Regions from separate parts of the Mus musculus genome. Here region 2 is linked to region 1. The links are chromatin loops, found by intact Hi-C in ENCODE. Cell type or tissue: heart. All regions are shown on one strand. Each heading gives the region's core, and the rest is flanking DNA. Links, peaks and the distances in the headings are about the cores only. Region 1 overlaps Sgms1 (sphingomyelin synthase 1). Region 2 overlaps Sgms1 (sphingomyelin synthase 1).

Evidence for each region. Hi-C counts contacts between places; a loop is a spot of excess contacts. Peaks named below come from ENCODE experiments on the same cell type or tissue, not always from the same donor. Only the 100,000 strongest peaks of a DNase experiment are listed, where the experiment ranks them.
Region 2: it touches region 1 in a loop (2.2-fold over the local background); 4 of 42 quality-filtered maps call a loop at or near these places.

What each region holds. Positions count from the first base shown.
Region 1 is chr19:32,208,578-32,212,971 of GRCm38, reverse strand. The region is part of intron 5 of Sgms1 (sphingomyelin synthase 1); the gene reads left to right. Among named protein-coding and RNA genes, the nearest start is that of Asah2, 110 kb to the right of the region's middle. In heart, for the core only: a CTCF peak has its summit at 2,055; a DNase peak (open chromatin) is centred at 1,971; H3K4me3 peaks cover 2,102 bases; H3K27ac peaks cover 1,541 bases.
Region 2 is chr19:32,302,204-32,306,597 of GRCm38, reverse strand. The region is part of intron 2 of Sgms1 (sphingomyelin synthase 1); the gene reads left to right. Among named protein-coding and RNA genes, the nearest start is that of Sgms1, 84 kb to the left of the region's middle. In heart, for the core only: no CTCF peak of the experiment used is centred there; DNase peaks (open chromatin) are centred at 1,497, 1,957, 2,397 and 3,387; H3K27ac peaks cover 1,028 bases.

The DNA of each region.
Region 1 (4,394 bases), core at 96-4,095:
CAAACCTGATAAACCTGAGTTTGATCCCTAGGAAACCGTATGGTGAAAAAAGAGAACTGACTCCTGTATGTTGTCTCTGACTTCATACATACATGTTGGTACTTCTGCCCCCAAACAAACAAAGGAACAAATGTTCAGGGGAGCTGGGCAAGGTGGTGCACACTTAAATCACAGCCCTGGGGAACTAAAGACACTGGGGAATTCAGGCCAATGAAAGACCTTGTCTCAAAAAGCAGACCAACTCAAAAGGGATGTTCCTGAGAAAGAAACCCAAGATTTCCCTCTGGCCTCCATGCATAAACATACCCATAGCCATGCATGGGCTTGTGTCTATGTACATACCGTACCGTACCATACCGTACCGTACCGTACCGTACCATACCATACCGTACCATACCATACCATAATACCATACCATACCATACCATACCATAATACCATAATACCATACCATACCATACCATACCATACCATACCATACCATACCATACCCACAGAGAGAGAGAGACAGACAGACAGAGACAGAGAGACAGAGAGACAGACAGACAGAGAGACAGAGAGACAGAGGGGAGAGAGAGTGTGTGTTAAACCCAAGAGATATTCTCTAACCCTAAGAAGTAACAATCTGCACCTTGAAAACAAATCTCTTGAGCGGAACCATGCCTTCTCCATGCAAGCCTGATGACCCAGGTCCAATCCTTGGAGCCACATAAAGGTGAGAAGAGAGAACAGACTGCAGTGGGAAGAGAGAACGGACTGCAGGAAGCTAGTCTCTGACCTACACACCTGTGCTCAATCACACACAGTAATAACCAATAAAACACCTTTCTTCCCGTCAGAAACTCCGCCGGTATTAGTGATTAATTTGCATTTAATAGATCAGGACCCAGGGAATTGAGAGTTCTGCAGTCTCCTACAATTTGTCAAATTTCAACTGTTTAAAGTTTCTTTTAAACGTTTTTATTAAAGTATGATGTTTAAGCCACAATATCTAGAATGTTTAATTTATTCATGTTTAAGTGTATTTAATTTTGTCCTAAATAAAATCACTCCTTTAAGATTCTTTTTTTTCCTAGTAGTCCTTTTGTTTTAATTATATAATATCAAGTGCAAGAAACTTAAACTATACGCCTAAGTTTCTCCTGATTTAAGAGGCTCAGAACATACAACACCAACAACTGTTTCAGCTCTAAAAGTCCATGTACTTTTAGTATAAAAAATGTTTAATTAAAAGCCAGTTTATTCACTTAAGATTTCCTTCCTTTTCAGTTCAGGGGGTGGGACCCCTGGTGTATGTATGTTAAGCCAGGATTCCTCACATAGCCACATTTAGCCCTGCCTTCCCCTTAAAAAACAAAACAAAAACTAACCAAACAAAAACCTCTTTAAACATTTGAGTCAGAGTCTTCCTAGATTGCCCAGGCAGGCCTCCTGCTCCTACCTCTGGACTAACTGGGATTACAGGTCTCTGTCACCAAGCTCTGCCCAGTCTATGGCTGTCTACAACTGAGGACTTCCAGATTCAAGACTCAGCTTGTCTGAGTATCTGCTCTGAGGAGCACAGTACCAAGTGCCTTGCATGGAGGGTCACCTATAATCTGGCCACCTCTGTTCCAGGGCTCATTGCAGTTCATTAAGTTGCTGGTCAGCTCTCAAGGCTGCTTTGAAGGAGGTCTCAGAGCGCTTTGCATCCAGTACAGCCTCACCTCGGGAATTTGTACCAGCAGAAACCCACTAATCCTGGCTTCAGGAAAGTTTCTCAAACTTTAGAACTGCTCGAGTTCTTAAAAGCTTAGACTGGGGTGGGGGCTGTGGAAGGCTGCTAAACTCGTCCTAAATCAAGAATGGAAGGTTCCGCCTTAACCAACAGTGAAGGCGCTTATTGGTTAGGCTTGCGCGGGGCCTGACTCACTTCATTAGCTGTAGCAGAGGGCCACGCCCTACATTCCAAAAACCCTGTGCAGCCTGAGGCGCGCGGGCCGTGCTCCTGTAGTCCCTTGAGCTCCGTGTCCTCTGCGTCTGGCTGTGCTTCCCAGAGGCGGCCTGTGGGGACCGCTGGCCACTCCCAACCGCTGGCCAGCTGCACGCAGAGACCCGCGTAAACTTGTCAGGAACTTTCCAGGAGGCTGCCTTTGGGAGGAGAGGTACGTGTGGCTCTTTGTGGGAAGGCAGTTCGTTAAGATTTTCTCCAGGGTGATGCGTTGTAGCAGCGCCAGATGGTGGGACTCCAGGAAAAGTAGGCAAGGAGCAAGCCGTGCTTGGCTTCCACAGAGCGCTCTGTGATCACCAGTGGGATTTCCTCCGCCAAGCGATGTCAAGGGAATGACTCACTAGATGGGCTTCAGTGCTAAACTAGATACTGCCTAGTGGCAATGCGGTTGCTGGGACTGTGTGGTTCTGAATCGGTAGGGCAGGCAAGGCAGGCAAATCAACAAATGCGCCAAATTCGGTGTGATGCTACTAGCCCTGAAGTTCCAAGTGTATAATCTACAACCCGCATACAAGTGGTTTCAGTTTGAGGTTGTCGGACTTCCCTAGAGTTGGTTTTTGAAAGGTGAAACTGTATTTACGGCTTGGGTACTGAGATTTTTAGGAGTACATGCCTTCTCCAAACTCACCTCTCCATAAGGTCTTCCAGCCAAAACATCTCGGAGAAGCTGGTGACTGAGCTCCGTACAGGGTGCCAGGAGGAAGCACGTGCTGCCAGTGTTTTCTAGACAGTGTTTATTCTGCAGGCTGCTGCTTCTCTTAGTGCTACAAGGTGATTGCCCTAGTGAAAATAATCAAGAATGCATGAGGGTTGCTTTTGTCTTTTTTTTTTTTTTTCCTTTCTTTTGCTGTGTGTTATTACTTGAGTTGTCCCCAACAGAAATCTGAGCGGTTTTCATGAATGGGGCAAATTTTCATTCTACTTGTAGCCTCTTTGAGTCACTTTGTGTGTTCCTGGGGATACATCCCAAGGTCTCCACTGTGATGCATCCCGCCAGTTAAGCTAAATCTCAAATTCTTGGTCATGTCGGTTTTAAATTTATGTAAAAACAAAGTTGGTAAGCGTCTTTAAAAACTCTGGGCAGCAAATTTATTTGTATTGTACACATTGATTTTTATTTTATTTCTTGGTGGTGGCTGTTGGATCTAGGGCCTCTCATGGAGCTAGATCTCTCAGCCTCCAGGTTACAAGGAAATTTCTTGCCTTGCCGAGGCTTGGGAAGGTGGTGGGCTGGAAAATATCTTTTGATTTTTTTTTTTAAGGAAATATACAAACCGACAGAGATGCTATCGGAAGTGGAGTTAGTGTGTACCAGATAGGCAGGCACTCGGCATTCTGGTGGCATAGGCAATAACAGGGTCATTTTAAAACTGACCCATGGTTGAGAGTGTGAATTAAGCCAGGGACATTGTAGTGGCTATTCCTGGTTGTCAACTTGACAATATTTGGAATGAACTACAATCCGGAATTGGAAGGCTCACCAGTGACCCTTATCTGGAGGCTTGGAGATCCTTATCTGGATCTTGGTTTGAAGATCTTGAGCCATAGTGGCTATGGATTCCAGAAGATTGAATCTCCGAGTTAAGGAACACACCTTTAATCTGGGCTATGCCTTTCATCTGGGATTAAAGGTGTGGTGGAACACACCTTTAATCTGGGCTACACCTTTTGCTGGAGACAATATAAGGACATTGGAAGAAGGGAGTCTAGCTCTTGCTCTTGCTCCTTCGCCTGCTTGCTGCGTGAGACTGAGTAACTGCTAGATCCTTGGACTTCCATTCACAGCTGCGACTGAACCATTGTTGGGAATTGGGCTGCCGACTGTAAGTCATCAATAAATTCCTTTACTATTTAGAAATTATCCATAAGTTCTGTGACTCTAGAGAACCCTGACTAATACAGAAGTTGGTACCAGGAGTGGTTCTAGAGTAACAGAAGTACAGGATGAATCTTTTAAAATACTGGAATTGGCTTGTTGATCCACCAGCACTTTCAAATATTGAAACCTCTCCAGATTCTCTCCCTCCTGGGAGCTCAGAGAATTTTGAAGACCCATGGTTGAAACTATATTCCGAACTTAAAGAAGCTAATGCCCTTGATTTTCTTAATGAATTAGGTGATTCAGTGCACAAAGCTTTCTACAAGATGGGGAAAAAATCGAAAAATGATTTTACTGGCTGGCTGCTCTTAGTATCTGTGGAAAAAATGATGAATGAAAGGAAGGAGTTGTGTGATAAAATCGAAAGGCTCCAGACACAAGTAAACGATCTAAAAGTTGCTAAGTGTGTCCTTGAGGAGAATCTTCTCTCTTGTAGCAATAGAGCTCAAGTTGCAGAAAATCAAACAGAAACTCTCATTGTAAGGTTGGCTGAACTACAGAGAAAATTCAAGTCTCAGCCTCAGA
Region 2 (4,394 bases), core at 317-4,316, 93 kb before region 1:
AACTTCCTGGTGTTGAAATGTGGGCAAGAGTTCTGACCCAGAGAATCATCCTGAGCTGTTTCAGTCCCGCTTAAAAAACACTTTTATAAAAACTGTAGCCTATTCTTACATTGACATGCCAATTCTATAAAAATAAACAGGCTGTGTGCTAAGTAGATTAGGTCTTAGCATCACAAAAGGAGATAGGGACCTGAGAATCACAGAGATGTGTCCTCAATACAACCCCAAGTCATTACCTTAGCAAGTGGGAGAGTTTGGAAACGGAAACAGCTTCTTAACTCTGAAGCTTGGCTTTCAGAGAAAAGGTCATTTGCCCATCATCAGAAAGCTATAGAAAGGGTTTGATCTGAAAATTAACTAAGGCAAGCAGAGGATCCCGGGACACTGGGTGACTAATACTAGTCATTCCGTTACAAATGTGAATTGAAATACAGTCCCAGAAGAATGTGTTTTGGGCATGATACTGCATGGCCTGTAATGCCAGCACTTGGGGAGGCAGAGACAGGAGGACTGGGGCTCAGGCTCATTCTTGTCTACATAGCAAACAGGCTTGCCTGGGTTCCATGAGATCCTGCCTCAAACAACAACCACAACACAATGGACAAGATGTCATGCTATGTCAAAGAATAGAGTTGCTACACTAAGCAATATAGCTTGTTAACTAGAGATGACCAACTGCTTAACAGATTTCAAGAATTTGGAAACCAACTACAAATTTAGCTCTCAGTAAAAGCATCAGGATGACTTGGAAAATTCAGCCAAAGTTGGTTGAGCAAAATGTAAGTGCTGAAAGACTCAGAAAGTTTTTTGTTTGTTTGTTTTTGTTTTTTTTTTCTTTCCCCTAAAAGGCCTCTTGTGTCCAAATGAGAAACAATTTGTGGATCCTTTGTCTCCAGTGAGCCTATTTCTAAGGGTTATTTCTATGGAAAGGATTAGCTCTGAAGATGAACAGTGAACATGGGATGTGACCCAGACAGCTTCTAGTATATGCTCCAATTTGTTTATATAATAGACTGTTGTATATTTGTGTCAACGATGCTGAACAAGCATGGCACAAAATGTTTGATAAACAGACTTCAATGAGCATATGAGAACATTGCAGTCAAGTAGTGATGGGGACACGGGGCTTAAAGACATCTGTCATAGTACTCACTGGATTATCTTCAGTGGAGTTCCATGTTGGGGTTTCCCTTCTTGGTCTTTATTAATTATAGAGCTATCCATGAGCATACTTTCTGTTATTAAAGCAGTTTGAAATAGTAAGCAAAACTATATTCAAATGTATGGGTAACTTGGCAACTTTTCCCCCAAAAGAATGTGATGAGTCTAGTCCTTTTAATTCAAAATAATGAAATAGCCAGTCATCTTAAGTCCAAACATTAGTGGTTCCAGAGAGCTATTTGCCCCTCCCATCCCAGTCTGAACAGAGGAAATGAGTGAGTGATTAGGAATGAGTAAGAGCCGGAGGACTTGGGCCAGCTCATCTGTGGAAAGGAAGAAGGAATATTAATATAGTCCAAGACAGTGTAGAAACCACACCAACACAGCAGCATTAAGTGTTTGCCCAGGAAATTTGAGACTGAGAGGCCTTTCGTCCACTTGTGGGTGTGTTGCCGGAACACCCAGTATGCTTAGGCTTGCCTAACTACCTTATCCTAGAAGAGGTGGATTCAGGCGTGAGAAACAGCTTTTCTAGTCTAAGAGCTGATTCATGAAGCCGTAACGCTGGCTTAGTGAATTGTTTCATTAATTGTCTTTTGAGCCAGGGGCTGCTAGTGAATACCTTTATTCCTAGCACTTGAGAGACAGAGGCAAAGGCAGGGCAATGTCTGTAAGTTGAAGGCCTGGCTGGTCTACATAGTGAGTTGAGAGAAGTGGGGGCAGAGTGGGGAGAGGGAAAGAGGGAGAGAGACTGATTTTGAATTTATGCTTTCTACAAGTCTGCCTCTCACCTGTAAGTCTAGGGTCATCTGTTTATAGAATGATTCTAGCTGGACTTCTGTGAGTGCGGCATCCTGGAAAGTACAAGAGTTTCTGAACCCATGTAAGGCTCGCTCCCTATCTCAGAATATACTGTGATGTGGGTGGGGCTATGCATAATAATGACGGCTGTCTGTCTAATATGTCATCAGCAACTTGTCATGCTAAGATGGACTAGGATTCTGTTTTTGTTTCTAAAGTCTCAGATAATCAAGTCAGCAAGAAACATAAGAATGTTAGGGACTTAGCCTCCTAGTTTTCCAAGTGAATATGTATCCCTGTCTAAAGATTTCCTCCTTCTAAAGTTTTATTAATAAAACAATGAGTGTACAGGATTTCCAGCCCACTTCCTCTTAGAAAGAACAGGGCGGGGCAGCCTGTATCCCAGCTGGGACAGGAAGGGCCCCTGCTCCCACGTCTGGCCTTGGCTCTCTGCCCTTACAAGCTGGAGGGAGGGCTTCTGGGCGAGCAGATGTAGCCTCAAGTCAGTATGGTTCTTTGCCTACTCTTTGGACTGGGCCGACGGGCCAGGGAGAGACACGGGTTTAGTCTGGGAGTTGACACCTGTAGGTTCACCTCTCTTTGGCTGCTGTGATTTTGTTGGGGCTGTGACATAAAAATGACTCTTTAAAGTCTGGAGGTATAACTCTGAAATAAGACTGACTATCTTAGATTCCATTTTTGAATCACAAGCTCGGAGATCAGATAACTATAAAGATGTTGAAAGCAGATATTTTCAACAGGGAGCGGGGAAGATATTGTTCCCTAGGGAAGAGCACACCAATTGGTTATCCAATACCAAATCGTCAATCCTGAAAACATACAAACAAGTAACATTGTACAGACTGAGCAGGCTGTACTTGTATATCTAGGAATATATGTTTATATACATATATGTATATAATAATAGTTAAAGGAAAAAGAGGCTATGAATTTGAATGCAAGGAGGAGGGGCATATGGGGGTATTGGACAGAGGCAGGGAGGGGAGAAATGAAATAATTTTCCAAATAAAAGAAGGAATTAAAACAAATTGTTTGGGCTTTTGATTGGGAATGGACTAGAACCAATGAAACAACAAAACTCCTTGTAATGCAAGAAGGATGATCTATGTGGCCGGTGTTTAGCAACTGTGAAAAATTCATTTAATGTGTGATGTTGGGATGGGTGAAGACAAAGCATCCTTTGTTGACATTGGTGATAGCATTGGTGATGCAGCTCAAGCAAAGCTGGGCTCTGAGCTGTAGGCTTGCCCATCCCGAGCTCACTGTGAAACTGCAGGCTCTTCCTGTGCTGCAGGCTCTTCTTCATGTCCCAAAGCTCAGTTAAGTCCCCAGTGACCTGATATGTAAGGCGACTGAGTACAGGCTTTTAGCTAGGGCTGAGAAGGAAGCTGTGTTGAGTTCAGCAGGAACAAGGAAATCGCCCCCCCCCCCTTTATCTGATGAGACCCATCACATGGAAGGACTTAAAAGAAAGCAACAGCAGCTAGATAGTGATGTTGCTTAGCTCATAGAATCCTTGCTTGGCATGGATGTGACCCTGGGTTAGATCCTCAGCAGCCCATGAAACCAAGTGTGGGCATGAGTGCCTTCCTGTCAGCAACTGGGACGAGGAGGCTGGAGGATGAGAAGTTGAAGTAAGGATGGGGCCAGCTTTGTGATACAAGAGATCATTCATCAAAACCAGACAAACAACTAAGAAGATAAAATGTTCTAACCACCCTTACCCCATGATCCCAGTAGAACAAGGCCGAACACACCACTTAGAAGGTAATCCAAAACAAGGTATTAAGAGCTGTTACAGTAAGGTTTATGTAATAGATGAAATGTGAGCAACATCCTTTCTGGTTTCTGACTGATGGCAATTCTTAGATTATAGACTCTCATTTTATTGCCAGGCTGAACCTTTGAAACGAAAATTTGTCTAACAGGTTCCTTCTGCAGATGTGGGAATCGAGGTCCCTTGGGAGGGTGACAGACCTTTGCACTGACACATCACTATCCACAGAGCCCAGGCTTCTAGATGGTTTAAGCCTCTGTACAAAGCTTGAGAGACCAGATTTTATAGGTGCGAAGTTTTCAGGTCACTGTCTAAAGTCACAACAGCAAAGGGATGTAAATGACATCTTGCCAGGGCCCAGCAAGTGTCCTTAACCTAGTGTGAGACCCTTAGCAAACATTTGCCCACTGCCTAAGAATAGCCAAGGCACAGTTCAAAGGACCAGCCACTTCCTCCCACTGACATTGACACTGGTTGTTTTCAGTGGAGAGAACCGTGGATGTTTTCAGCACTGTCCCTGTGCCACAGTGAGCTGGAGATCTCAGAGTTGCTGAGGCTACCGAAGTGAATGAGACTGGCTTATGTGACATCATTTTGTCAGCCTTGTTTCTTTTTCCTACATGGCCATATCTGT